Regions from separate parts of the Homo sapiens genome. Here all the other regions are linked to region 1. The links are chromatin loops, found by intact Hi-C in ENCODE. Cell type or tissue: PC-9. All regions are shown on one strand.

Region 1 (8,000 bases):
CCCTGGCCATCACCGTGAGTTTAACTGCCCTAGGGATCTCATGTAAGTGGAATCATACAGTACTTGTCTTTTTGTGTCTGGCTTATTCCATCTAGCATAATATTGTCAAGGTTCATTTATGTTGCAGAATGTGTGGGAATTCTTTTTTGAGGCTGAATAACATTCCACTGTACAGACAGACCACATTCTGCTTATCCATTCATCTGCTGATGGACACCTGGACTGCTGCGAATGGTGCAGCTATGGACGTGGGTGTATAAATATGTGCTCGAGTTTCTACTTTCAATTATTTTGTGTGTAACTCAGAAGTGGAATTGCTGGGTTATATGGTAATTCTGTGTTTAACTTTCTGAGGAATCACCAACCTGTTTTCCACAGCGGCTGTTCCATTTTAGATTCCCACCAGCAACGCACATGGGTTCCTATTTCCCCATATCCCTGCCAACGCTCGTTGTTTTCTGTTTTGTTTTATTCTGTTTTTTTGGATAAAGGCTCTATTCTAATGGGTGTGAGGAAGTATCGTACTGTGGTTTAGATTTAGCAACTAATTTTAAGAATAAGCTTCCCTGCCACAGAATAATAAATATCAATCTGTATTGATCATTCATTAAAGGTCTTTATGAACCAAAAGTCGCCCCCAAAATTCTTCTCTAAAACTGAAAAGGCCATAATTGGCTGTAAGGACATATGGCAGCTGCCCATGAAAAGATGGCAAAAGGCAGGCCTCTTCCAAAATGTCTAACAGCGATATGTATTTTCATGTAACTTGTCCCGTGACAGAGCGTATGTTGTGTTGAAGGTTTTCATCAAGTTTGGCCCAAAGGCTTCAGAGCCCAATCCTTTTTTCCAACTATAATTAACAGCAACTTAAATTGGCAAATAATTATTTATGACGTTTATAAAGTAAAAACAGTTACTAAACTCTTTGAGATGTGGTAGCTTGAACAAAATCTCACAAGCGAGAAACCCCAGTCAAAGGTCTGGGTGTAAGGCTGTACATGCAAAACACACCTATTTTAAATGCCATTAGGCTTCCATGCAAAGTATAACCTACATTTCTCAAGTCTAAGAAGTATGATAGCTGCTTTGAGGATTTATTTAATCTGATGAAAATCATTCTGACAGATGCTGTTTTGAAGATGCAACATTATTTTCTCTCAGGAAACAGAGAGTGAAAACTATCAACCCTGCCCGCCCCATATCCTCAGGCCTTTCCAGACTTTAAAAACTACACTTATTTAAATTGAAAAGAACTGCAAGCCAGGCAGAATTAGCCAGGATTAGAATCCAGATAACACTTCCTATACACTAGCAGAAACTGCAGCTTTTTCACACCCAGACTAAGCAGCCACCTGATGTCCGTGCACGTGGGTCTCTATTGTCCATCTGGCAAGGACCACATCAAACTCTTAAAAGGACCCTTTGTCCTTAACAAAAGTTTGCTATTACTTATTTTCTAAATTTTCTTAATGAAGATTTATACCTTATTGGCATTCTGTGGAAACTGCAGACAGACAGGATAAAATGCCAGAAACGCTCAGTGACTGAGTAACCCTGTGGAATGCAGATATCATCAAGACTGAGTTTGATGGTCTCATCTTTAAAGGAATGTGGAAAGGGCTGAGAAACCCAAATTCATAGTTTTAAAACTTCCCTAAACTCCCAAACAGCAACTATTTAACTCAATATATTCAAGTTACTGCTACCCCAACATGTAACTCATATAAAAATTGAGAAGACTTTTAACATTCTTTTGTGTTCTAAGGCTTTACACCCTCCCTCATCATCGTGGTGCTCTGACAGCCTGGTTTCTGCCCCAGTTCTGAGAGGTGTAAAGCGATGCACTCTTGTGAGTTAGAGCTGGACAGGAGGTTCCCTACCAGGCAGACGGCTGCTGCAATCTATACCTTCATCCTTTCGCAGTTGAGAGCTTAAGGGCCTTCAGTGGGGGCCGCCTGGATGTCTCCCAGGTGGGCCGGATTCTGTCTCCCTGCACTTAGTCCAGCGCCCATCCCAAGTCTAACGCTCTTCCACAGGACAGTCCTTTGGTATTTGAAGAAGGCTACCACAAGCCCCCAGAACATCCCTTTCCCAGACTCAAAGGCATGATTTCAAATTCCTTCACTCTCTCAGCTATTCTCCCAACTGCATTCCAGTGCGGTTTCTAGAGTTTTGCCTAGAACTGTACGCGACACCCCACATGTACCTACTCAGTCCCCACAGGACACCGATATTGCAATAATACTTTCCCCTGGGCTACAGAGAGCAGGTCAGCCAGGAAATGAATCCGGGCTCCCCAAAAGGACCGATTGCTAGTAATCTTCAAATAGGACTGCTACTGACAGGCAACTTGTGAACAAAGTAATTTGTATCTGCTGCCCTGCTCCAGCCTGGCTCACCACAGCTAGTTTTGTGGGGTCCTTACCCTTCTTCCCTTAACCCTGGAGAGCTTCTGCACTCTTAGAAAAATGCAGTGCCCTTCTTCACCCCAAAATAGGATTCTGTGCAACAGGGAGGGTCCGATGTGCATCTGACTGGTCAGCCTCTTCCTTCCCAAGCATCCTGGTAGGGATTAGGGTCAGCTTAGTTACCACGAAGGTGAATTCTGGGATGGGGAGAAACATGCACACGCACACACACACACACACACACACACACACGTGCGTAGTAGTAGTGAAACTGGGAATCTGGTCAAATCTCTGATCCCACTGAAAGTAATCAAAATGGCAGCAAAGGCATTACTGGAGAGTTGTACGTAACAGAATCATTTTCATGTTAGTTTTGACCTGGGTTCATGGAAGTCTACTCAAGTTATCCTCTGCAAATGCTGTCTCCTTTTCATGTAAATGTACTCTATCAGCAGGAAGCATGTACACAGAAGGCAGGGACACATGGCCTTTAATAAGCCACTGGTGCTCTATTTTCCCTAAAGGATAGAAATGATCTCAGGTTGATAAAAGCTACTGTTTATCAATCACCACTATGTACTATGGACCAGGTGCTGAGTTAGGCGCTCCCCTTAGAAGTGCTGTATCTAACTCTCTTGGTCCTGTGAGGCAGGAACTGTCCATTTCACAGATTGGAATGGTAAATCAGAAAGGACCAGTCATTTGCCCAAGGGTTGCACAGTAATAAGTGCTGGGAACCAGACTTGGAACGAGGGCTGTATAGTGCATGTAATCTTGGCTCCAAGCCCAGTCCCCTCATTTTAAAGCAGAGTTTTAGCTTGTCTTCTGTATATGATTTAGAGATGCAGAGTTTTAAGGTAAGCAATCTAAATGTAACCTGAGGGTCCTTTATTCAACCAGACAGTACAATATATTCAAATCTACCTAAAGATTTACTTTCTGACTTGATAGTGGATTTTTTTTCCTGAAAAATGATCACTTATGTCTCTAGCATTTAACTAGCATACAAAGCACTTCCACATAAATCATTAGCTCATCTGAGTTCCTTCGGCAGGTGATGTTCTATTTTACGGAGGAAGAAATGGTGCCTCAGAGAGGCTGGAACCTTGCTTGGGGTCCTGGGGGTGGAGCCCGGGAGGAAGCGCAAGGGCTGTGCTCTTCAGTCGGGTCGTCTGAGATCTCCACCATCTCAGACGACTCTGTTCCTCAGTCTCGGGAACAAAATGCAGGGGAGGCTTCAAACCATTTAACAGATTCGAGGCAGCCGACAGGGCCAGAGACGATTCAGAACCACGCAAAGGAGGGACCGTGGCAAATGGACACCATGAGTGTGGGCTAGAGTGTTGGATGATCCGGGTTCAAATCCTGACTCTGCCAGGGACAAGCTGGTGAGCTGGTGGTTGACTTTTCTGAGGCTTAGTTTCCTTGTCTATAAAACTGGACAGCAACAGACCCTACCTTCTTAGGTGACTCTATATATGTGCATACACACACACACACACACACACGCACATACACACAGCAGAAAGCAACAGATTCTAAACAGGGTCGAAACACAGTTTCCAAATTTGCTTCTAGGCTGCCTGGCGGGCTCTGTGCTTTCCTGAGGAGGGTGGGCAAAGAGACTGCTTTTCCAGGGTAATGACCTTGAGAACTGGGCCGCACCTCAAATCAAACCCTCTGTCAGTGCAGAAGAAGAGGCCCTTGGGCCTCACCCACTGTGTGCTGATGAAAGGTAGTCACAGTGTGTGCTTAGCACTTGTGTAACAGAGAGGACACGACACTAGAGCACTGCAGTGGGAGGACAGGGTACCCTCGATCAGCTTCTGCCCATACAAAGTGAATGGGGCTGGGGGCTCTTCTCATGCACTGATGAAGGGGGTGACATAGGTTGTGGCCCAGCACATGCGCTCATTGACCGGGAAAAGCAGTCTCCTCAGGAAAGCACAGAGCCTGCAGGGCAGCCTAGAAGCAAATTCCAAAACTCTTGTTTTGACTCTGCTCAGAATCCATAGCTTTGTGCTTCCAGAGTTTACAGAAAATATATTCCCAGCTGGGGTGACTTTTTAAACATTTCCCAGTAAGTCGATGGAAAACAAATCCGTTCCTGCCATTTTTAGTTCTTGAAATACCTTCTTGGCTTGGTCTTAATTTATTTGGGCTATTAATTTTCTGGACAGCAAAATAATAATTAGCATGGCTGGTGAGCAGAGGGAAACGTCTCACTCGATTGCACCCAGACATTTCTGGATAACATCATTCTTCAGAGTGTGACAGTCGAGGCTGTCTCCCTCCTTCAGCCTGGCTTCAGCACTGACAACATTTCCACAAGATGGCACTGCTGGTCCTCTCAGCCCGCGAACGCTCCGGCCAGCTCAGCCACCTCAAGGAGAAATGGAAGCCGGCCAGGCACTGCGGGCGAGGGCTGCTGGCACCTGGGCACGAGGGTGCCCCTTCTCCCCAGGAGTGGCTAATTGTCACGAGTCTGACCAAAGGCATATAAAACTCAACTTCAGTGTCGTAAACACAATTCTAAACCCGAGAGAAAATAATCTGGAACCTAATTCCTTCTAAATTTGGCATAAGAAATTTATAACATTTTTCAAAAGGGCACAACCAGAGGTGCTTTTCTAGGTGAGAATGCTTGAGCTCATGTTCACATTGGTCTAACAGCACCTTCTTTGCAGTGAGATGCTGTTTTCATACAACTGGAATCAGCCTTCAAATCCTTCAGTGAAGAGGCTGGGACGGCAATCTGCCCCTTCCTCAGAACTACTGCTTCCAGGACACTGTGATTTCAGGACAAAACTTCATCTCAACCTGTTCTTCTGGGTCTGGGCCAGGTCTGGGTCTGTGTGGGAAGGATGCTCTCATTTGGGGGTTCTGAAATATTTCTCTCCAGGTAGCATTCCACCCACAGATATTTGGCTAATTGTTGATCCAGATGTCAAAACTTCACAGAGATTTTTTTTTTTTTTTAGTTAGGAAAGGCTAAACCCCCAAGTTCTGAGTGTGTTGGGTGAATAGGGCTCATCAGTAGATGACGTGTTCCACACTCTGCATGTAGTGTGAAAGCCACAGACTGGGAGTCTGGTTTAAACAGGAGGGAACCTTCATTTTCCCTCTAGACACAGCTCCAGAAAGCTCCTGTGTGCCCAGCACTCTTCCCATTCCAGACCACTTCAGTTTCTGGCGTGTGGATCTTCCCTCCCCCTCCTCCTGCTCTTCCCTATTGTACCCCTTTCCCTGGATGCAAAGAAGGGGAAATAACAACAGGAAGTGTTAATTACCCTTCTCACATCTTATGGATTTAATACGTAGTGATGGTCCTGGGCCACTGAGAGTCTCAAAATTCATCACATATACAGAAGCGACCACATCTGAGGGGCACAGCCCAGGCACCACTTCCTGAAAGTGAGCCAGGGAATAGGGGGTGTGGCGGGGGGGAGGCTTCAGCCTGGTGTAGAAATCCCAGACATTCTGCTGCCATCTCCACAGGAGTCATAGGCGATTCAGAACCACAGACAAAAGCAGTGTCATGGCACGTTTGAGGGCTTGGGCTTAGGAAATAGATGGTTCTGGGGTTGAATCTCAGTTCAGATGAGCAGCCTCTCAAAGCCTCAGTGTCCATCTGTAAGATGGGAATGATTCCTACTTTGTAGAATAGGGAGTTTAAAGAAAATAATGTATTCACTGTGCTTGGAATAGGCCTCCACTGACAAGCTCATGTTTAGTGGCAATAAGTAATGAATTAGTTTCCTATGTAAAGACAGTCTAGAAATTGCTTTTTGTCTTCTAAAGCATAACACTTCCTTTCTCTCTCTCTCATTTCTTTCAAGACTGGGGAATTTCAGAGTTTCTCAGGGCTTCTTTGAAGAATGCCAGCGGGCCCACCTTGAGTTTCCTCACTCCTTTGTTCTAAGCATTGCGCTGTGCCATGGCGCAGGGTTTCAGGGCATTACTATGAGAAAAGGTTCCCCCAGCACCAAAGAGTGGGAATCCCTGTCCACCTCCACTGCCAGCAGCCTGAACAATTCAAACAGTATAAAGCAGCAAAAATGACTGCTTCCTTTCCTTAATGAAATGTTCCAGAGAAGGTAACTTTTAGGAAGAATGTAGGTTATCATTAAGGGCAAGGGGCAAACTTAAAAAAAAGGGTGCATGTTTAACTACATGGCAATGTGGAACATACTGGGGGGAAGCCCGCCTAGGCTTAGCTCTAAAGCTACATTGTTGGGAGACCTTGGCTGTAGGTGGGCCATCTCTAAAGACGCTAGATCAGGCATTGGACATAGTCCTTTGCAGTATTCAGAAAGGCTCCTGGCACTGCCCTAGGAAGTGCCTGCTCACCGTGCTTTATTACATGGTTAGCTCGTTACAAGACAGATGCGCGGCTGTCCAGCAGGGCCTGAGGACAATTGGTATGATTATTAGTCTGTATAACGATCATCTATGTATTAAAAACTTTACATGTTGCTTGATTTCAGTATGTAACATTTACCCTAAAAACCGTTCCATCTTTGATTCTGAACACGTCCACGCTTTAGAGTCACTCTTTGGAATTTCAATTATGGGGAGGTGCTGGTGACTGCTTAATGCTGATTAGACAGGTGCTTTAAAAATCACTCTATTTATTGTCTATATTTTGAAATGCAATCTTCAGGCTCAAGGGTCATGTTATAAATGGTTTAATTTTTGGGAGGTGGGTGTCCATGGTTCAAAGTACAAAGTATTTTAAATAGGATAAAACTATGGTGGCTCTAAAAAGGAAAATGATCATGTAGGTAGAAAAAAATCCAACAAGACAACTGTCATTGGAATTCCTATTAGAAAGAAGTACACATTAATCCAATACAGACACCAAAAAACTCATCTGGTCTGAGTCTACTTCCATCTCCGGAAGCACAGGTGGCTGACCTTAAATGGGACCAGCTGTCACTAGGATGTTTTTGTGTCGAACCCAGCAACAGAATTAGAGAGATGCCAGAGTTAACTTGCACTGAGGATACTTTCCAGCCAGGTGTCTGGCTGGAAAGTCACAGAGCTACGCATCTAGCAAGAATCAAAGCCTGGCCTGTGAGAACCACGCACAGTGTGGACTCAGGTCAGGGACACTGCATGATGGACAAGGGCTTTCTGAATTCCTGAATTCACCAGGAATTATGTCCTTAGTCCACCTTTCCCACACACAGCAAGGGAGGGAGTTGGTGAGCTGAGAGCACAGCTACTCACCAGCCAGCCAGGCTGATGCAGTAAGTGTCCTCAGTGGTCTCTGGATCTGCAAATTCAACTGCTACCTGACTGGAAATGCTAGCTCTGGGGACCCTCCTAAGGCCCTTCCTCAGATCATACCAAGCACTTGGGCCTTTTCCAGACTTAGCAAAAAAAAAAAAAAAAAAAAAAAAAGAGAGCAAGGTCAAGTAGACAGAAAACTAAACTCACAACCAATTCTGCTTACTTTCCAAAACCAGCTAGTGAGTTGGGATAACTTACGTTCAACCCAACAACCCTACCTTCACCCACGTTTATAGCAAACACCGCCGAGTATTAGAATACAATGGGAGCGCAGCAGGGCAGGCTGTGGTATAGACC
Region 2 (8,000 bases), 1.0 Mb after region 1:
ACAGTTGTTATTTATTTAATCATTCATTCATTTAACCTAAAATTGAATCCCATCAGTTAAGAAATTGGAAAGTACTAGTCTTTTTATTTACTTATTTGTTTATTTATTTATTTATTTATTTATTTATGAGACGGAGTCTTGCTCTGTCACCGAGGCTGGAGTGCAGTGGCGCAATCTCAGCTTACCACAACCTCCTCCACCTATGTTCAAGCAATGCTCCTACCTCAGCCTCCCAAGTAGCTGGGATTACAGGTGTCCATCATCATGCCCAGCTAAGTTTTGTGTTTTTTGTTTGTATTTTTGTATTTTGAGATGGAGTCTCACTTTGCCACCAGGCTGGAGTGTAGTGGCACAGTCTCAGCTCACTGCAACCTCCGCCTCCCGGGTTCAAGGGATTCTCCTGCCTCAGCCTCCCGAGTAGCTGAGACTGCAGGTGTGCACCACAATGCCCAGCTAATTGTTGTATTTTTAGTAAAGACGGGGTTTCGCCATGTTGGCCAGGCTGGTCTCAAACTCCTGACCTCAGGTGATCCACCCACCTCAGCCTCCCAAAGTGCTGGGATTACCAGCATGAGCCACCATGCCCGGCCAAAAGTACTAGTCTTGATACTAGAAATTTTGTTATGAAATAGTGATTTTTTGAAAAGACAGAAAATGAGTTTCACCTTACTCACTGTATTAGTTTGTTCTCACGCTGCTAATAAAGACGTACCTGGCAGGGCACAGTGGCTTACACCTGTAATCCCAGCACTTTGGGAGGCTGAGGCAGGTGGATCACCTGAAGTCAAGACTTGGAGACCAGCCTGGCCAACATGGTGAAGCCCCATTTCTACTGCAAATACAAAAAAAATTAGCCGGGCATGGTGGCAGGCACCTGTAATCCCAGCTACTTGGGAGGCTGAGGTGGGAGAATTGCTAGAACCCTGGGGGCAGAGGTTGCAGTGAGCTGAGATCACGCCACTGCACTCCAGCCTGGGAGACAGAGCAAGAGACTGTGAAAAAAAAAAAAAAAAGATGTGCCTAAGACTGGGTAATTTATAAAGGAAAGAGGTTTAATGGACTCACAATTCAGCATGGCTAAGGAGGCCTCACAATCATGGCAGAAGGCAAAGGAGAAGGAAAGTCACGTCTTACATGGGGGCAGGCGAAAGAGAGATTGTGCAGGGGAATTCCCATTTTTAAAGCCATCAGATCTCATGAGACTTATTTACTACCATGGGAACAGTATGGGGGAAACTGCCCCCATGATTCAGTTATCTCCACCTGGCCCCACTCTTGACATCTGGGGATTATTACAATTCAAGGTGAGATTTGGGTGGGGACACAGCCAAACCATATCACTCACCATTAATGCTATCAACACCTTCTTAAATATATTCCAACAATTTAAATAAAATAGCTTTATTGACTTCCATAAAATAGTCCAATGGCAATAAAACATCAGGACTCTTGAAATGAATTTCGCACATTCAATTCAATCTCAGTGGTTAAGTGTGAAATTTATTACTATTGTTACTCATGATCAATTAATAAAATAATTTCAATATTCGTATTTGTAGCTACTATGCAAAGAGCAGCTTCCATATTCCAGGCACTACGACAGGCCCTTTCCATTGAATCCAAAAGAAGGAAGATGTCTCAAAGGGGCACAAGGACACTTTGCACAGCATAATTCAAATAGTGGCTAATGTTCTTAAGATTTAATGAGGACTATCTAGAGTCTCCTATCCCACCTTTTGTGAGAATTTCAATTGACCCAAGATTTCTGGAAACCCCAGAACTTCATGTTCTACTGGTCATCTGTGGCTCTGAGCTCCCGCTTCTGTAGGAAATATCTCCTTCTCCATTCACGGACAATAACTATTCTATGTGCTGACTGAGATGAGCAACACAACTTGTTCTCCTTGATTTCCCCAAAGCCTCTTGATATCAGACATTGGCAGGTGCTGGGACTTGCAAACACACTTGTGATCCAGAGGGTTTTAAGTCACAGCAACAAAAATGACCTGATTATCAAGAGTTCTAACACATTTTCTTTTTTTACAAAAAAAAAAATAAGAAAAGTAAGAGAGAAAAAATCTACATCTTCTCCCAGAACACTGAAATGTAACATGTTGAAGTGTTATCAAGGAGCTTTGAAACGCCTCCTGCACTCTCTCTCCAGCGGATTTATAGACCATCTCATGTAATAATCTGTCAATAAGTTAAATTCTGAAAGCTCATTTATTATTATTTTTTCTCTACCAAATATCCTCTCCTCTCTCCATATTTCCTTAGTGACTAAAGAAACTCCAGATTCACCATTGGATTTCCTGATTTAATCCCCAGCTTGAGACTGCATAGTCTTTACTGCTTAATTGTCTAAGAGAGATGGCAAAGAGTAATTCATCAAGCTGATATCAACTGAGGAGCACAGATTTCCATGGGCATCCTAATAAACTAATATGTGTTTGTAAAATGTGTGTTATTATATGCATACATTCCATTACAACACTGAGAGCTAACTGTCTTCATTTTATCAGATAATTAAAATCAGTTTCAGAAATGTTACATAACCAAGGCCGTTCAGTAAGAAAATGCTGGAGGAATCTGAAGTAAGTCTACTGATTCCAAATGTATCACTTTTTCCATCATGCAGAATATTAGCCCACACTCTATGGCCACTTATGAATCAGTCCTTAAAACAAGATGGCATACTTCTCCTTCAGAAGCGAGTGTCACGTAGCTTACTCTGTGTCATGGCAGAAGCCATGAAAATTACCTTATCCTTAAAATAGATTACAGCCCAGTAGTACTGAGTGACTTTCCCCCTAATTAACAAAGATAATCAGATGTCCCACCTCAAGTCCTTACCTAGACTTGTGGTGGAGACAATGGTTCCTAACGCTACATAATAAATTGTCTGTTGTTATAGATACTACATATTTACAAAGTATGGATATCTCAGACCACAGAGGAAAGATTCTTAGCAGGAACAACAACAACAAAACTATATTTAAATGTTGTCAAGATTAAAAAATAATATGCAATATTTATCCTTAGCGATGAAATACTAATAAGTAGATTTTACTAGCTAACAAGTTATATGTCAGAGTTTAACAACATCTATGATTTGGAGAAGACCTTAGTTCATTTAGTTAAATCTTCACTCTAATTTAAGTCCCTCACAGATATTCATTCAGATTCTCCTTGCTTAATTCTAACATCTAGGACTTCGCTACTTCTCTCTTTGAATTTGTGGGTAGCTCTGACATATACACACACACACACACACACACACACACACACACACACACACACCACAGATCCTTTCCAACTTTTTTCGTACCCTAGTATCCTATGTTTCATATGGTAGTTAGAAAAGGATAATATATTTTGAGCATGCTGTGCAAGGCAATGGACGAAGCCAGTGCAAAGAGCTTACCCAGCCACACCCCAGGCTAAAAAGAATTGCATCTCAGCACATTTACTGACAAGCGATGGTACATCTCTGTGCTGCCACCCACTGGTCAAAAGGTCTGTCATTGATTACTGTTTGTCAGTGAATTTCCCAAAGAGACAGCAGCAACTGGCCGTACTTGAGAGTACTTCCCTAAATTTGTCATTTGCTGGCATCTTTGAGACCATTTTTTCCATTAAAAAAAAGTCTACCTTATGAACACATCCCAGAGGCAGATCTGCAGTGAAACTTGCCATTGTCACTAGCAATGTAAACCCCAAACCTATTTGTTCCTTCCAAATATATGGGGGGCTACTTAAGTCTTTGAGTTATTCCTTTCAGGCTTAAAGTTCCTCAAGTTTGTAACTGAGATTCATATCTGGCACAAGACAGAGACCTGCCTCTCCTAAATTTTGACGCTTTATCCTAAGCTCTTCTCAGTTGTACAACAGTTATTGAACAAAAGTTTGGTTCTTCTTTTGCATAACCATATTTGAAGACAGCTCCTACAGCCCCCCTTCCTGTCTCACCCGACCACCCACAATTTGCAAGCCAAGCATCATTGATTTTCCCACCTGCAACATATGTAACTTGGTTTCTATATTCTTCACAGGTGTGGGTATGCTGCCGCGACTCATGTTTGGGAGCTTATTTTGTCTACTGACTAAATATATTGCTAATATTTTTAAATATAATATTTACATATTTTAAAATGTGTTGTTGGTCTGCCATGGAATTTTTTTGATGTTCTTAGGCTCTGGTCTAGCAGTTCATTTCAGTGTTACCTCAGCTCACTATTCTGCCTATAGTCAAAAAAGTCAGAAAACATCAAGTGTTGGCAAGGATGTGAAGATATTGTAATCCTCATAAAATACAGAAACAGCCTGGCGGTTCTTCAGAATGTTAACCTAGTGTTGTCATGTGACCCAGCATTTCCACTCTTAGGTTTTTATTACCCAAGGGAAATAAAAACATATGTCCACACAAACTTGTACACAAATATTCACAGCAACACTATTCCCAATAGACAACAAGTGAACACAACCCAAATGGCCATCAATGAATGACTGCATAAATGAAATGAGGTGTATCCATACAGTGGAATATTATTTGGCAGTAAAAAGTAATGAAATCCCGATGCATGCCACAACATGAATGAAACTTGAAACATTATGATAAGCAATATAAGCCCTTTAGAAAAGACCATATATTTATAATTCCATTTACATAAAACAATCAGAATAAGAAAATCTGCAGAAGCAGAAAGTATAATAGTGGTTTCCTGGAGTGACTGTGACTATACCAAAACCACATAAAAAAGGGAACAGTATGGTATGTGAGTAAATCTCAATAAGCTGTTTTTTTTTAAATTCACCCCAGGCTACATAGAATCGTAAGACTTAGAAGTAGAGAAAATGGTCTAACATGACTGATTTTTTATAAACATGGAAAAAATGAGTGAATTGGTTATCTACTGCTGTGTAACAAACCACCTCAAGATTTACTGACTTGAAATTACAACCACCATCTGCTTTGGTCCTCTATCTCCAAATATCAATGAGGACAGATGGCCTCTGCTTCACACAGCATTAGCTGGGGCTCGGGGCTCCACTGCTGATGGCTCACTGGAAAGGTTGCTAAGTCAGTGCTGGCATCAGCCAGGAGTTCAGATGGTGCTGCATGCCTGGAGACTGCGTGCCTGTCCACATGGCCTCTTTACAAGTGTCTTGAGCATGTTCACCTCATGGTGACTGGTTTCTAAGAATGAGCATCTCAGAAGAACTAGGCAGGAGGTCTACTTCCCTGTAGCCCTGGTCACATGCATTCCCTTCCACCATAGTCCTAAGCCTAACTGGAATGAAGAAGAGGAAATATGGAGCTCGTCTATCAACGGGAGAGGATCAGATTCTCATCACAAGAAGGATGGGAGACATAGGAAATTGTGATCTAGCACTCTGAAACAAGACAACTTACCATAGTGAGTTTTAGGCTAAGTTTATTGTCACAATTCCCCTGTTTACTTCGCCTTCCTGCAATCTTTATTTGTGGTCCACATTTCTAACAAAACCACCTATTTACTCACTTCCTGTGTTGATGAAAAATATATTCATATTTTACATTTTAGTGAGGTAGCTTTCAATAATAGACTGCTTTAAGACACCATTTTCACAGAGTTTTCTCCTAAGAAGATGCTGAAAAGTAAACCCTCACATGAGCCAGGGACAAGAATGAAGAATTTGCTATAACAGTACTTAAATTTTTCAACACAAATCCTCCCAGCATTTTCTTCTATGAAGATTCTATTTCCCGTAAACTGAAGAGAAGACTGAAATTAATGGTTACACAGTTGCAGGTAAGTATGCTTTTTGTCTCTCTTGGAACCATCTACACAAATGTGCTCAAAAGGAAATGTGCTAAAATAAAAAAGTGCCAACAATAAAAGAACTACTCATATACAACACTGTATAAGTCCATTCTCATGCTGCTATGAAGAAATACCTGAGACTAGGTAATTTATAAACGAAAGAGGTTTAACTGACTCCCAGTTCCACAGGGCCTGGGAGGCCTCAGAAAACTTACAATCATGGTAGAAGGGGAAGCAAACATGTCCTTCTTCACATGGTGGTAGGAAGGAGAAGAATGACCAAAGGTGGGGGCGGAAAGCCCCTTATAAAACCATCAAATCTTGTGAGAACTCACTCACTATCACAACAACAGCAGGAGGGTAATTGCCCCCATGACTCAATTACCTCCTACCAGGTCCCTCCCATGACACATGGGGATTATGGGAACTACAATTTGAGATGACATTTCGGTGAGGACACAGCCAAACCATATCAAACACATATGACATGCCACCATTAAACATAAAAATAAATAGTAAACACAAAAAATTACTTCAAAATCTGTAATGATTAAAACATTTTAATATGACAACATCAAGAGTTTCATCAAGCACAAATATGTGAAAAATCTCCCAAACACAAAAAGCATACAAAATAAGCACTAAAACAAATAATTGGATTTTTCTGAGACTCTGGGGAACAGCATGCTTTCAAACAGCAGTTAAAAATCACTGAAGATTTTCAACAAATATGATAAACTTGGCATAATTGTATACAAACAAAAATAATTAAGTGTATTTTTATGTTTTTTATGTGTAAAGTTGCTGATTCATGTACTAATATGGTAGGTTTTTTTTCCTCTTAACTAAAACAAGGTACACAGTCTAGTTTCAAAAAAAAAGACAAAGACACATTTTATTAATGAAGGATATAGTTGAGTAAATAAGCCTCATATTAAACTGAAAATATCTCATTCCACCTGATTAAATGAGTTTTGATTGAGGTTGTTTATAGAAAAAATTGCAATTTGGGGGCCTAGGATTCATCAGTCAATGGGCACATTCTGAAGCGATATGCAGGCAGCCCAAATGGAAGATCTAGACCCAATACAACCATTAAAGTAAGGGAAAAAGCATATGATCAATGTAACACTGGAAATGAGACCCCTGCACCATAAAAGTGACTAAGGACTTTTACCACAATTAAGCAACGCATTTACTTTTGTGCTAAAATAAAATGGAAAAAGACAGTAAGTTCATTCCTAAGTCATACTCTCAATACAAATATACTAAACACCTCCTCCATGGCTGGCACTGCTCCAAGAGCTGGTGACCCAACAGTAAGGAGGGGAGACAAGGCCACATCCCCATCCAATAAGCTTAGGTGAGAGTTAGAAAAATATTACAGTTATTGGGCCGGGCGTGGTGGCTCATGTCTGTAATTCCAGCAGTTTGGGAGGCCGAGGTGGGCAGATTACAAGGTCAGGAGATCGAGACATTCCTGGCTAGCACAGTGAAACCCTGTCTCTACTAAAGATACAAAAAATTAGCCGGGCGTAGTGGCGGGCACCTGTAGTCCCAGCTGCTCGGGAGCTGTGGCAGAAGAATGGTGTGAACCCGGGAGGCGGACCTTGCAGCGAGCTGAGATCACACCACTGCACTCCAGCCTGGGCGACAGAGCAAGGCTTCATTTCAAAAAAAAAAAAAGTATTACAGTTATGCAGTTATTAATTATTACCAGTAGTAAGAGTAATATGTCTATTACTGAAACGGTTCATTTATATTAGATCAGTTGACTATAGTTAACTATTGAAAGGTTTTCAATGTCAGTAAACAAACCAGTAAAGCTCCTAGTATGGTAATTTCTTATCTTGGGTCTCCATAAAGACAGAGTCACCAAATCACTGCAGCATTATTCAAGCCGTGTTCTTGGGGGGCATTCCAGTGGAGGGATGAGGTGTTGTTTTCAATATGAGCAGAGCTCTCAAAAGTGAGAGGATTTACACTCTAGATGATTCATTTGAAGAATAAATTGCCTCTGGCTTTTGACAGGAGGTCTCTATTAGGCAATTTCAGGTCTCTGAACAGTATCTCAAGTGTGTGGTATTATTTAACAAAATAATTTAATAAAAGTGGCTGTTTTGTTAATAGGTGGGCTGGATTCCAAGCTTATCTATTTCGGTGGAGGGTTTCTCCTCTGTTGTGGAGGTGGTGGGC
Region 3 (8,000 bases), 110 kb after region 1:
CATTTGTTCAAGTCTACTTTTGTGCCTCTCTCGTGAGTGTTTTATGGTTTTCTTCATGCAGGTTTTGGGCACTTCTTTGCTACCACAAATGTGGTGGTCTCTTCTATCTTCTTACTGGTTTTTGTTTACAATATATGATGAGTATTTATTTTTCTTTGTTAATTCTAAAAATTGCTCCCTTCCTAACACTGCTCTCAGTGTTATAGTATCTTTTCCTTTGATTCTTTTGAATTTTCCAGATACATAATCATAAAGTGAAAAATTTTTTATATTAGAAACTCCAAGGGAATGTTTGAAACACGGATCTCTGAGAAAGTGTGTCCCTTGTGAACCATGGGAATGAAGTCAAGGCAGTTGCCACAACTTGTTGGCAACATGCTAGAAAAATATATATTCAAGGAAAGGAAATATAGCTTTTTAAGGACTCTAATGACAATCTCAAAGCTTTAAGGTTGGAGACAACATTGCAAAAATATAGAATTATTAATTGTCTTTGTCTCTCTACTCTTTTTCTGACAGCCCTTCCTTCTCCATGTCCTTTACTCCTTTGTTTTATATATTGCCACAGCATACAGAAATGTTCTTCCCTCACAGATCCTACATCTTTCTACCTTCTTAGCTTCTTCTTTTAGCTCCTCCTTGCTCTTTTGCCTGCATCTTCTATTCCTTTTATTCCTCTATTTTTTTTGTCATATGTGTTTATTTCCCATTGGTAAGGACATTGGAGTATAACTAGTATTAAGCAAAAAAAAAAAAAAGTCAAATCCAGAAAATGTCTTGAAATACTATTATAAAACATTACACTATACATGTCTTTAATAATGTTCCTAGAAAAACTTATTTTTGTGTAAAACACATAGTACATAGTACAGCTTATCCTAAAGATTGTAGATAATAAGAATAATGGTGAAAATCTCCATTTAGTGGGCAATTCCTAAGTGCCAGATACAATGCTGTGTACTGTACTAAAAACTCATCTATTCATTCTATAAATATTGATTGAGTTCCAGGCAGTATTCATTCTGCTGTGGATAAAATAGATGAAATCTCTGCCCTCATTGAACTTACATTCTAGGAAGAAGACATAAAATGATGAAATATTATAAATCAATAAGATACGATCAATGCTAGCTCTACTCTTCTAGGAGGCAGAGGTTGAAGCAAGGATTTGGGAGGTGCAAGGCTGGACTTGGAGAATATAGAAAGGAGAGGAGAGAGATAAGAGATGTGAGGCTGGGAGACTCAGGCAGGAGAATCGCTTGAACCCGGGAGGTGGAAGTTGCAGTGAGCTGAGATCGCGCCACTGCACTCCAGCCTGGGTGACAGAGCAAGACGCCATTAAAAAAAAAAAAAAAAAGAAAAGAGAGATGTGAAGCAATGTGATGTATATTGAGTTGGCTGCAGCATCATGAGCTGCCAATAGGCACAGCAGGTTGCATCTTCTTTGGCTTGTCAGAGTTCTAGGGAAGGATGGCAAGGAGGAACTGCATCTTGGTATATTCACAAAAGGCAGGGGTTTATTAGCCTGGCTCCCTCCCATCTTCTCTTTTGCATTGGTGAAAGGCCACCCTATGTGGAATTAACTTCCTCACATTGCCAGATTGTACCTTCTGGACCTCTGGTCGTCTACCGGAAAACCACACCCAACCCAAGTCTAGTGGCAGATGGGTGACCCAGCAGAAGTAGGGTGCTGACCAAGAGAAAGGAAGAAGGGTGAAGTCGAGGTGAACAAAATGTGCTGGCTTGTGCCCATTGTGGCTGACACAGTCCTCAGGAGGGAGAGACACAACAGATGAAATCAGAGAGGTAAGGAGGGTGGGGAGTGGACAGATCCTGTGGAAACTTCTAAGTTCTTGCAAGGACATTGCTTTTTACTTTGCATGAGCTGGGAAGCCATTGAAGGGAGGTGTTGGAGCAGAGGAGTGACATGATGGGACTCATGCTTTTAAAGGACCATGACAACCCTGCAAAGTTAGTAATTCAGGCTTTAGAATTGAAATAATTTCCCGAAGGTCACAGAGAGAGGTAGTAGAGTCAGGATTTGAACCCAGGTCCTCTTACTCTAAAGTCCTTGTGCTATCTAGTAGGGGCATTTCCTTTCTAATATATTAGTTGCAAACTTTTTATTCATTTATAAATTTATATATTGATTTTATGCCTCCTTTTTGAGCCTGTACATTTCTGCTTGATGGAGAGTAGAATGGTGTTAGGTCTGTGTTTCTTCATTCATTCCAAAAATATGCATTCATTCCCTGCTGTGTGCATGGCATCATAAATTGTGCTACAAAGAATAAAAAGGTGGACAAGGTCCTTTCTCTCAAGAAACGTATAGACTAGCTATAAAGAGAAGACAGGATTTGTATTTAAATTATTTAAGTCCAATGATTTTCACTTTTGGGGGGGTTCTTGCTTATTTCATAGAATTCCCTAAAAGAAAATTGCTATTTCTTTTAAAGAACAGCCCCATCTGAGAGCTGGCAGCAGACAAAATATGGGATTCCCTCTTCGATTTTATAGATTTTGACTTCCAGCTTGACTGTTCAGTTAGCACATTAAAAGATGACTCCCTCCCTCCCCAACCCTAAGCCTCGCAAACCCAACCTGTGATCAGAAAATCCAGCTGTGCACTTTCTATTTCTTGCCTCATTGCCAGGAATAAAGATTCAGCAATCTCTGCCTAACCGACAATGTTGTCAGTGACACCTGAGGCAAAGTAAAAACAGCTCAGCAGTTCTGCAGCCGCTGAGCCGCTGAGCTGCTGTGGCATTGCATTAGTCAAAGCAAGGATTCCTAGGCAGCCCCCCTCCTCCCTCCCATCTCTCACTGGGGGGCAGCTTCTGCTGCAGTGGGCAAGAATATTCAGTATCAGAATCTGCTCCTCTCATTTTGATGAGGAACTGTGACAGGGCTAAATGTCAAATCTTGATCCAAAGACTGTTCTGTTTGCCTTCAGCCAGTATTTCAAGTATTTTCAGGACTTGAGTCGTACAGTCATGCCCTTTGTTTTCCTGCAGAAGACTCAGGCAAGCAACACATTTTAGGACAACAGCCCTGGATAAGGATTCAGGACACATGGGCTTCAGATCTGCCTCTAGCACCATCTGCCTGTGGACTGCCCACTCTCCAAGGAGTACGCCATGAAGGCCTCTAAGTTCCTGTACCCTACATGAGCTTTGTTTGGGTCTTGCAGAATCCCCAACGGGAGGCCAACAGAGTCATACCTGGCCTTTGCAGCTCTGAAAATTCCCACATGAGAAAGCGCATCCATATTCCGCTTGAGTTTGCCTCCTTTTTCTGTGTGAACATGCAAACTCTCTCTGGCTCTACAGATTAGAATAAACCCTCTCATGACCCTTACCAGAAATACACAACGATTTTCATCTTAGCCAGTTTGTTCTCAGCTAATACATCCTTTTGAGCCTCTTTGTTTTTTTGTCTTCATATGCATTTGTTTATTTTCCTTTGGTAGAAACATTGGAGTATAATTAGGACTAAGCTGTGGTTTTGTATAGCTACCCTTAACATTCTATATCCTGGACTTGTTATCCTTTGCTTATGACTGTTATCCACAGGTTCTTCTTACATGGCTGTGCAAGTCACTTATTCATTCATTCGTTCAATTAATATATGTTTATTAAGAGTTTATTACATGCCAGGTGCTATGAAACCCAGCATCCACCCTGCCTCTCTTGGGAGGCTGATGGTTCTGGGGTTTATATATATGCCTATTCGAGTATCTTTCCTATTTGAATATCTTTGCTGTGATACTCAAATAGGAATAGATACTATTTAAGTGTCACAGGAATAGGCATATATATATAGACCTATAATGCCTATTTGAGTATCTATTCCTATTTGAGTGTCTTTCCTGTGACAACTTTACAAAAAAAGATGACTTTCAGAGAGCTATAACTTTTTCTTCGTTTTTACTGATCATGTTTCTATACCTTAAAACTTCTCCAAGATTCAGTATTTAGAAGTTATTACAAATTCTTCATTTATTTGTATGGAAAAATCTACTTAGCAATGGTGAACTTTTTTTTATCCCCAAAGTACCAAAAAAGATAGAAATGATTTAAAGAAAGATTACTTTTAATTTCGATTTTTTGTTGTTGTTGAGATGGAGTTTCGCTCTTGTTGCCCAGGCTGGAGTGCAATGGCATGATCTTGGCTCACTGCAACCTCTGCTTCCCAGGTTCCAGCGATTCTCCTGCCTCAGCCTCCTGAGTAGCTGGGATTACAGGTGCGTGCCACCGTGCCTGGCTATTTTTGTATTTTTAGTAGAGACGGGGTTTCTCCATGTTGGTCAGGCTGGTCTGGAACTCCCTACTTCAGGTGATCTGCCCACCTTGGCCTCCCAAAGTGCTGGGATTACAGGCATGAGCCATTGCGCCCGGCCTTAATCCACCACCCGCCCTTTTTTTTTTTTAAATAAGTTGTTTGGACAAGTTCCTCTGAGCTACAAAATCGTAAACAATAGTGATATCAGTTTTGAAATAAAACTGAGGATTTCTACCTAGAATAAAATACACTTGAAGCTGCAGAACTTAGCCTGCCAACCAAATAGTTTTGCACTGATTATGAAAAAAGCATCATTCTTTTTCATGTGTAGCAATTGAATTTACTTATGTATCTGCCAAATCGCATATAAGCATAAACATTTAGTTTTCAATTCTCATATCCTTTCAATTTATTTGTCATTAAAAATGTATTTTTATTGTCAATTCCCATTTAAATTAAATTGTGCATGTGTGTGAAGTGTGTATTCAAATGAAGGTGATATAGTATATTGTGGTAGTAGAAGGATACTGAGGCTTGGGATGAAGAGTTTAATGTGTAATCTAGACTACCACATTTCTTCTGATGAAAACAGTCCCACATCTATCCTAAACCATCAGGCACTTTCAGATTTCTTCTTTCTTTCCTATGTGAGGCTCAGCAGAAGTGTAGTGATGATAGAAGTAAGAACGGGCAGAACTAAATGCAGGGAGTGTTAACAATACAGGCATACTTATTGTCTTACACCTCACCGTGCTTTGCAGATAGTGCGTTTTTTACAAACTGAAGGTTGGTGGTAACCAGGCATGAAGCAAGTCTCTTGGTAACATTTTTTTCCAACAACATGTGCTCACCTTGTGTCTCTGTATCACATTTTGGTAATTCTTCCAATATTTCAAGCTTTTTCATTATTATTATACCTGTTATGGCGATCTGTCATCCTTGAGTTTTGATGTTACTATTGTAATTGTGTTGGGTTACCATAAACCGTACCCATATGACAGTGAACTTAATCAATAACTCTTGTGTTTTCTGACTGCTGCACTGACTGGCTGTTCCCCTATCTCTCTCCCTCTCCTTGAGCCTCCCTATTCCCTAAGACATAAAAATATTGAAATCAGGTCAATTAATAACTCTACACCGGCCTATAAGTGTTCAAATGAAAGGAAGAGTTGCATGTCTGTCACTTTCAATCAAAAGCCAGAAATGATTACGCTTAGTGAGGAAGGCATGTCAGAAACTCAGACAGGCCGAAAACTGGGCCTCTTGCACCAAATAGCCAAGTTGTGAATGCTAAGGAAGAGTTCTTGGAGGATATTAAAAGTGCTACTCCAGTGAACACATGAATGACAAGAAAATGAAACAGCCTTATTGCTGATATGGAGAAAGTTTGAGTGGTCTGGATAGACGATGGATAGAAGATCCAAGCAGCCATAATGTTCCCTTAAGCCAAAGTCTAATCCAGAGCAAGGCCCTAACTCAATTCTATGAAGGCTGAGACAGATGAGGAAGCTGCAGAACAAAAGTTGAAAGGTGGCAGAGATTGGCTTATGAGGTTTAAGGAAAGAAACCATCTCCAGAACATAAACATGCAAGGTGAAGCAGGACGTGCTGATGGAAAAGCTGCAGCAAGCTATCTAGAAGATCTAGCTAAGACAATTGGTGAAGGTGGTTACACTAAACAACAGATTTTCAATGTAGATGAAATAGCCTTCTATCGGAGGAAGATGCCATCTTGGACTTTCACAGCTAGAGAGAAGTCAGTGCTTGGTTTCAAAGCTTCAAAGGACATGCTGACTTTTTTGTTAGGGGCCAATGCAGCTGGTGACTAGGTTGAAGCCACTGTTTATTTACCATTTGGAACATTGTAGAGCCCTTAAGAGTTATGCTAAACCTATTCTGCCTGTGCTTCATAAATGGAACAAGAAAGCCTGGATGACAGCACATCTGTTTACAGAATGATTTACTGAATATTTTAAGCCCACTGTTGAGACCTACTTCTCAGAAACAAAGATTTCTTTCAAAATATTACTGCAGATTTACAATGCACCTGGTCACCCAAGAGCTCTGATGGTGATATAGAAGAAGATTAATGTTATTTTCATGCCTGTGAAGACAATATTCATTCTGCAGCCCATGGATCAAGGAGTAACTTTGCCTTTTGAGCATTATTATTTAAGAAATACATTTCATAAAATTATTTGGCTATGGATAGTGATTCTACTGGATCTGGGCAAAGTAAATTGAAAACGTTTCTGGAAAGGAGTCACCTTCCAGATGCCATTAAGGACATTTGAGATTTATGGGAGGTGGTCCAAATATCGATATTATTAGGAGTTTGGAAGAAGTTGATTCCAACCCTTATGGATGACTTGGAGGAGTTCAAGACTGCAGTGGAGGAAGAAACTGCAGATATGGTGGAAATAGCAAGAGAACTTGAATTAGAAGTGGAGCCTGAAGATGGGATTGAATTGCTGCAATCTCCTGATAAAACTTGAATGGATGTGGAGTTGCTTCATATGGATTAGCAAAGAAAGTGTTCACTTGAGATGGAATCTACTCCTGGTGAAGATGCCTTAGGTGCTGTTGAAATGACAACAGAGTATTTAGAATATTAAACAAACTTAGTTGATAAAGCAGGAGCTTGAGACAATTGACTCCAATTTTGAAAGTTCTACTGTGGGTAAATTGCATGCTACAGAGAAGTCTTCCATGAAAGGAAGAGTCAATCAATGCAGAAAACTTCATTGTTGTCTTATTTTCAGAAATTGCCACAACCACCCGAACCTTCAGAAACCACCATCCTGATCAGTCAGCAGCCATCAACATTGAGGCAAAGCCCTCCACCAGCAAAATGATTTTGACTTGCTGAAGGCTCAAATGATCATTAGCATTTTTAGCAATAAAGTATTTTTAAATTAAGGTACATGTGGCTGGGTGCAGTGGCTCATGCCTGTAATCCCAGCACTTTGGGAGGCCGAGGTGGGCGGATCACAAGGTCAGGAGATCGAGACCATCCTGGCTAACACGCTGAAACCCTGTCTCTACTAAAAATACAAAAAATTAGCCAGGCCTGGTGGCAGGCGCCTGTAGTCCCAGCTACTCAGAAGGCTGAGGCAAGAGAATGGCGTGAACCTGGGAGGCGGAGGTTGCAGTGAGCAGAGATTGTGCCACTGTACTCCAGCCTGGGTGACAGAGCGAGACTCCATCTCAAAAAAAAAAAAAAAAAGGTATGTACATTTTTTAAAAGACATAATGCTATTATACACTTAATAGACTATAGTACAGTATAATTATAACTTTTATATTCACTGGGAAATGAAATCTTTTGTGTAACCTGATTTATTGCAATATTCACTTTATTGTAGTGGTCTGGAATTGAACCCACAATATCTTGGAGGGATGTCTGCAGCATAATTCACATTCTACCATATCTGAAATCAGAACGTGTCTTACAGTTGACAGGACGTGTCTTAGATCTGATGAAATATAGTTATTAGTGGGCTGGACAGCAGGAATCTTACTGCTTGTTGATTGAGTAACTGTGATGATGCCTGTTTCAGCTTGGAATCTCCACCATCTCTAGTATATTGCCTTACACACACACAGTAGATTCTCAAATATTTGTCACCGAAGGCAATTATTGATAAAATATACATGAATAATACTGAATTATTAATAACTTTAGAGAATAGTGTTAGCTAATTTAATTAGTTAGAATG

What was found. A loop is a pair of places that touch in the nucleus more often than their neighbours do. Peaks named below come from ENCODE experiments on the same cell type or tissue, not always from the same donor. Only the 100,000 strongest peaks of a DNase experiment are listed, where the experiment ranks them.
Region 2: a loop joins it to region 1, with 34 times the contacts of the local background. A loop is called at or near these places in 5 of 110 quality-filtered maps.
Region 3: it touches region 1 in a loop (6-fold over the local background); 11 of 110 quality-filtered maps call a loop at or near these places.

The regions. Positions count from the first base shown.
Region 1 is chr5:10,690,494-10,698,493 of GRCh38, forward strand. All of the region lies in intron 2 of DAP (death associated protein), which reads right to left. Among named protein-coding and RNA genes, the nearest start is that of DAP-DT, 67 kb to the right of the region's middle. RefSeq lists a silencer at 4,795-4,854. In PC-9, CTCF peaks have their summits at 4,738 (motif pointing right) and 4,938; a DNase peak (open chromatin) is centred at 4,788; H3K27ac peaks cover 1,141 bases.
Region 2 is chr5:11,716,578-11,724,577 of GRCh38, forward strand. The region is part of intron 2 of CTNND2 (catenin delta 2); the gene reads right to left. Among named protein-coding and RNA genes, the nearest start is that of CTNND2, 180 kb to the right of the region's middle. In PC-9, a CTCF peak has its summit at 3,534 (motif pointing left); no DNase peak of the experiment used is centred here.
Region 3 is chr5:10,799,380-10,807,379 of GRCh38, forward strand. No RefSeq gene overlaps it. Among named protein-coding and RNA genes, the nearest start is that of CTD-2154B17.1, 16 kb to the left of the region's middle. In PC-9, no CTCF peak of the experiment used is centred here; no DNase peak of the experiment used is centred here.